Regions from separate parts of the Homo sapiens genome. Here region 1 is linked to region 2. Evidence: read pairs that join two places in POLR2A ChIA-PET (ENCODE). Cell type or tissue: HepG2. All regions are shown on one strand. Each heading gives the region's core, and the rest is flanking DNA. Links, peaks and the distances in the headings are about the cores only.

The links. ChIA-PET counts read pairs that join two places held together with the same protein. Peaks named below come from ENCODE experiments on the same cell type or tissue, not always from the same donor. Only the 100,000 strongest peaks of a DNase experiment are listed, where the experiment ranks them.
Region 1: POLR2A ChIA-PET joins it to region 2 with 5 read pairs; 19 of 35 experiments call an interaction of 5 or more read pairs at or near these places.

The regions. Positions count from the first base shown.
Region 1 is chr11:57,452,251-57,455,258 of GRCh38, reverse strand. No RefSeq gene overlaps it. Among named protein-coding and RNA genes, the nearest start is that of RTN4RL2, 6.8 kb to the left of the region's middle. In HepG2, for the core only: no CTCF peak of the experiment used is centred there; a DNase peak (open chromatin) is centred at 1,528.
Region 2 is chr11:57,513,648-57,516,396 of GRCh38, reverse strand. SLC43A1 (solute carrier family 43 member 1) reads left to right here and starts at 695. Exons shown (of 15, transcript NM_003627.6): 1 at 695-953; 2 at 2,273-2,439. The coding sequence starts at 2,286. RefSeq lists an enhancer at 472-541. In HepG2, for the core only: no CTCF peak of the experiment used is centred there; DNase peaks (open chromatin) are centred at 566, 1,466 and 1,726; H3K4me3 peaks cover 2,500 bases.

The DNA of each region.
Region 1 (3,008 bases), core at 252-2,751, 61 kb after region 2:
CACCCGGCCAATTTTTGTATTTTTGGTAGAGATGAGGTTTCACCAGGCTGATCTCAAACTCCTGACCTTGTGATCCATCCTCCTCGGCCTCCCAAAGTGCTGGGGTTACAAGTGTGAGCCACCAGGCCTGGCCTATTATTTATAGTACAACGGGTATATATTAAGCCCTTGCTTCATGTCATGAACTTACGTGTGCTGGCTGATGTAGAGTAACTCTAGCGGGGAGAGTCTATTAATGTCCCCTTCTTACAGATGGAGAAACAGGCTCAGAGAGGTAGTGCTGCTCTTAGATCTGGTCAAAAAGAGTCCTTCCCTGAGCCCTGTGCTTTAGAGGGCTCTGCTTTGGCCCTCATCTAGCCAGTTTCCCTCCATGGGGGCAAGAAGTCCCTAAGACCAAGGAATGTGCCTCCCAGAAGCTGCATCTCTCTTCTAGACCACACTTAGGTTATCCTGGACCCTGGAATCTCAAAAAGCCCAAGTGGACTTCCCGGCCCTTTGTGGGCTTCTTCTCTGAACTACCTTTCTGCCAGTGCATGAACCCATGGCCAAAGGGTGGCCAAGGGGCAGATGTTTGGAGAGGGTGTGGTTGGGCCTTAGACATGTTGGTTGGATATTCATGTGCATGGACATGAGGCCCCTTGTTGTCTGAGATGGAGCTGTGGTTGGGAAGTGGAGGGAAGCTGCGTGTGTTTTGTTTTTTTTTGAGATGGAGTTTCGCTCTTGTTGCCCAGGCTGGAGTGCAATGGCACGATCTTGGCTCACTTCAACCTCTGCCTCCTGGGTTCAAGCAATTCTCCTGCCTCAGCCTCCCAAGTAGCTGGGATTACAGGCGTGTACCACCATGCCTGGCTAATTTTGTATTTTTAGTAGAAACGGGGTTTCACCATGTTGGTCAGGCTGGTCTCGAACTTCTGTCCTCAAGTGATCCACCCACCTCAGCCTCCCAAAGTGCTGGGATTACAGGCGTGAGCCACCGGGCCTGGCTGCTGGCTGTATTTCTGTATAGAACTTCAAGGAGCTGGATCATTCTAAATTTGAACCTAGATTTCAAAGGTGAGGTTCCTTTCCAAGTGCAAGATTGATGCTTGCAGTTGGGAGGCTAGGGATGCCTTGGGGGCAGAGGTTGCCCGGCTTGCACTAGTGGGGTGGTGCCTCCCAGGCTGTGGTACCAGTGCCTCCCTTTGCACTCCAGCCCTGCCCCTGCAAGTGTTAGGGGCAGCTGGGTGGAGAGGTCACATAACTTCATCAAAGGTTACATGACTTAAAAGCTGCAAAGCCAGGCTATGAACTCAAGTCTGGGTGAATCTTTTCTTCTTTAATGAAGCTCCACACCAGTCTTAACCAGAAGTCAGAATTTTAGCTCCCTGGAGTTCTCTTGGTTAGAAAGTTGAGTCCCATTGTTTCTTGGAGTTACCTTCCAGTGAAGAGAGCCTCCCTATCCCACTTGACTCTGAACTTGCTGAGTTCAGGGTCCATGTTGTCTTTGGCTTTGTTTATTTTGTGCACCTGGCACAGCCCTGCAGAGTAGGTGCTCAGCAAATGTTGCTGACCTATCAGAAACACAGTCTACTGTGGGAGGTGCTAATCAAACAATCATGGTGCAAGGTGCTATGGGTAACATCTGTGTTCAGCAGAGTGGGTAAAGTCTAGGATGGAGGTGGGGTTGGGGAAGCATTGGGAAGCCCTGCCTAGAGTGGCCGTGAGATTAGTTGCTGTAGACTCTCTTAATTTGAGAACCCTCTATCATGGGGCAAGAGACTCTGATGATTCCCTGTTGCATTTTGCACAACTCTCCAACCCTCCCCCATTTCCTTATAGGCACCGTTGGGGATGGCATCCCTTCATTAGGTGATCCCATGTGAACAACGCTTTTCTCATTTCTGCAGTAAGTGAACAGGACAGAACAATTCCTTTCCCCTTAAATTCTGTGGGTTGAAGCCACTAGATTTGCAAGGGAGAGTGAGTACATGTATGTGGGGTATTGTAGGAGGTGGGGCAAATGGAAGTGCCGCAAGCTCTAATATGGGGGACACATGGAGCCTCCTGCTACTGGTAGTGGGGGACTCAGGCCGTTGCCCCAGTTCAGGCCCCCACTATAGGATCAAACACAGTAGGCCAGTGACACATATCTCTGCCTCTCAGCCCATTTTCTCCAATTAATTTAATCTGTCCAGGGTGTAGTTTTGATCATGCATTCCCCTGCTCAGGAGCCTCAGTGGCCAAATCTGGCTGGAAGCAATTAATGTCTATTGACTCTGAAGTGCTCGCTCACATTTATAAAACAAGCCTCAAGACTTCAACAGATAAACAGGTGAAGGAAGTGGATGACTACTTCACCCAAGAGGGTATGCAGAGAGTAAACAAATACTTGGAAAATAGTTCAACCTGTTAATGATCAAAGAGATAGAAATGAAAGCCGTGTGAGGATAGCATTTCATACTTATTAAATTAGCAGAAGTTTATAAACACCATCACCCAGCACTGGCAAGGTTGGATGACGTCTGTGTTCCTACATCTCTGGGAGCAGTGTGCAAAACTCTGGAAAACAATCTAGTAAAATATAACAAGAGCCTTGAAAATATTATTACTTTTTGACTGACTAATCTCACTGCTGGGATTTGATCTTAAGAATATAATGCAATAGACAAAAAAAAGCTCCAGGCATGACCCTGGCATTATCCTCCATTTCCCCAGACAGTGAAATGGTTAAGAAAACTGCAGTTAACATAGTCAATGCAATATTATGCAGCCACAAAATGATAATTATAAAGAATATGCAGAAACATGGAGACCGGTTTATAACATCATATTTGTTTATAAAAGTCAGGATAAAAGAATTTGCATGAACACTGATTGCGACCATGTAAAGTAAGTATTCATGTTGACAAAGTCTGGAGAATATGCAAAATTGAAAATTATTGAAGGTTGGGAGAATGATGGGTGGTTTTCCTTTTACTTGAAGAATGTTCTTTGTTAATGTTGGAAAATTATTTTCACAACATAATGAG
Region 2 (2,749 bases), core at 1-2,500:
CCATAGTAGTCTATTTTACAGATGAGGATACTGAGGCTCAGGGAGGCTGAGAGATTTACCTGGAGTCAATCAATTGTTGATCTGGAAGCATCCGATCACCAGGTCTTCTGAAATAATGACAGCAGCAACAATTAACATTATGCTTACTATGCCAAATGCTATGCTTAGCATTTTACCTGCATCACAATCGCGATTCCTTTGGGCAGTTAGGTAGGTTCCATTTTAACCGAATTTAAAGAGGAGGAAGCTGAGGCTCAGAGAGGTAACTTGCCCTAGGTAACCCAGGGTAGTCAGTTAAAAAGTCAAGACTCAGACCTCGATCTGACTAACTCCAAAGAAACCCGTGCCACTCTGCCTCTCGGAAAACACTGCTTCCAGCTGCACAGTTCAAAACCCCACCCAAGGCGGCCCTGAATCGCGGTCAGTCGGCTTCAGCCGAATCGCACTTTGTTTTGAACAAGGATACAGAGGGCGCTGCCTGATGTTAGTCTGGGGGCTTGGGGGAGAAGATGGGGGTCCAGGGTGGAAATGTAGGTGCTGGGGCTGTGCCAGAGGGAGAGTGTCCGGGACCAGCGGGCGAGTCACGTGCGCGTGAAACTCGACCTAAGGGGAGGGGAAAAGAAGGGAGCCCCCGCCCCCACCTCGGGGCGCAGCTCCGGACGCGTGTAAATACAACTATCAACTCCGCAGATCCACTTCATCCAAGCCCAGCTTCGCAGACCTCTGGCGCCCGGCGGGTTCCCAGTTCCCCCGCTTCTTCCGAGGAGACAGCGGAGGCGAGGCCACCGGGCTGTCAGGCTGAAGCTCCGTGGCCGCCGGGTCCTGCACGCAGAGAAGACCCCAGCGCCGGCGCGGCTCAGGGCTGGGCCCACGGGACTCCGGACGCGCCGCGAAAGCGTTGCGCTCCCGGAGGCGTCCGCAGCTGCTGGCTGCTCATTTGCCGGTGACCGGAGGTGAGCAGCGTGGGCGGGGAGGGGGCGCGCGTAGGGTCTCCGGCTATGCGTCGGCTGAGAGACACCGAGGCCGGCTCCCGCCGACACTGCCAGGCTTCCCAAGGAAAGACCGTTACTTGCGCCCGCGGTCCCGCGGCACAGTGTCCCATCTCGCCAAGCGCGTCCTTCCCTTTTCTTTTCTCTGACCCCTCCGACTCTTCTCTTCCTCCCGGGTCCCCGCTCGCTGCACTTCCTCTGCTTAGAGCTGCGCGTTTGCCAGAGTTCCAGCGGACCTCCTGGAGCGCTTGAACCCAAAGCCCCGTTTCACAGATGAGAATACCGAGTCCCCCTGGAAGAAGTGACTGGTACTTCCTCCCCTCTCTCTGGGTCTTTCTTGCCCTTCTCCTCTCCGCTTTCCTCGGTCTCATCCCAGTTGTCGCTCCCCGCCCCCGCGCCGCCCGCGTTCCCTCTCCTCCCGCCGAGGCTGCAGCGGCCGCGGCGGGGGGAGCTGGGGCTCTTTCCCTCCCTTTGGTAAACACACCCGCCCGCCAGCCCATCCGCCACCGCTGCCCTTATAAAGTCAGCAGCCGCCAGACTTCCTGCCGAAGTCCGAGCCCCCTCCCGGGGCTGGAGGGGGGCAAGCGGGTTCCGAGGTGCAAAGCCTGGTGCCCCGAGCCCTGCGGAGTGAGTGAGGGGCGCGCGGGGGAGGAGGGAACCGAGGAGAGCCCGTCCTGGGTCTCCCTCCACGTGGCAGCTGTTGGCTTGGCCCGAGAGACTGTAGGGTCGTGGGTCACCTGATACGGAAAGGGGGAGGGCTTGCTGTCGCCCGGCCCCAGAGGGAAGGAGAGGTCTTGGAGGGGCAACTGGAAGATGGGGTCGTAGGGTAGCCTTGAACTTGCCCTTCTTCCTGCCAGCTTCTAGGGGTCTTTCCTGGCGCGAGAGTCCGGACATGGGCCCGCGGTGCTTCAGAGCGCGCTCTGCCCCTTGCTGTCCTCTGGGGACCTGGGCAGATGCGGACTTTCTCCCCAGCAGCCCGGCCCTGAGCGCCCTGGCCTGGGTGAGAGAACCCGGCAGCCTGCTAGGAAGCTGCAGCGCGCAGACAGGACCTTCCTTGTTTCCGATAGTGGCTCAGCGGGAGCCCCGTGCCGCGTGCACCTCTGGCACTGCTAGTGCGCGCGGAGCCAGCTCCTTGGCACCGGCTGGGAAGCCCAGGGCTCTATGGGGCCTCCATGAGGGGCTCCTCGCGGGCTGGCCCGAGAGGTCTCGGGTGCCACCATGATGCAGGACCCTTCCCTGGGGCCACTGGGGGGCCCTTCACCCAGCGCTCTGTTTCTGTGCAGGCTCGGGGCCAGCATGGCCCCCACGCTGCAACAGGCGTACCGGAGGCGCTGGTGGATGGCCTGCACGGCTGTGCTGGAGAACCTCTTCTTCTCTGCTGTACTCCTGGGCTGGGGCTCCCTGTTGATCATTCTGAAGAACGAGGGCTTCTATTCCAGCACGTGCCCAGGTATGCCTGAAAATGGGCTGGGTGGGCTGGGGGGAGGGATGGCAAAGGGGCAGGTGGAAGCCAGAAAAGGTTAGGTGGCCAGGTGGACAGAAAGCAGGGTCAGCAGTTGGACAGCCTCACTTCTCGACCTCTTCAAACTTCAGGGGGAGATTGGGTGGCACTCTGCCCACTGTTTCATTTATCTAATCCAGTGGTCACTGAATGCCAGGTGTCCTGCTGGTCATCCAGACCCTGGGACTAATAGGCAGAGTCCTAAGCCTCTGACAGCCTCAGGTCTAGAGCTCTTTGAAGGAGACGTGCTGGGAGAGGA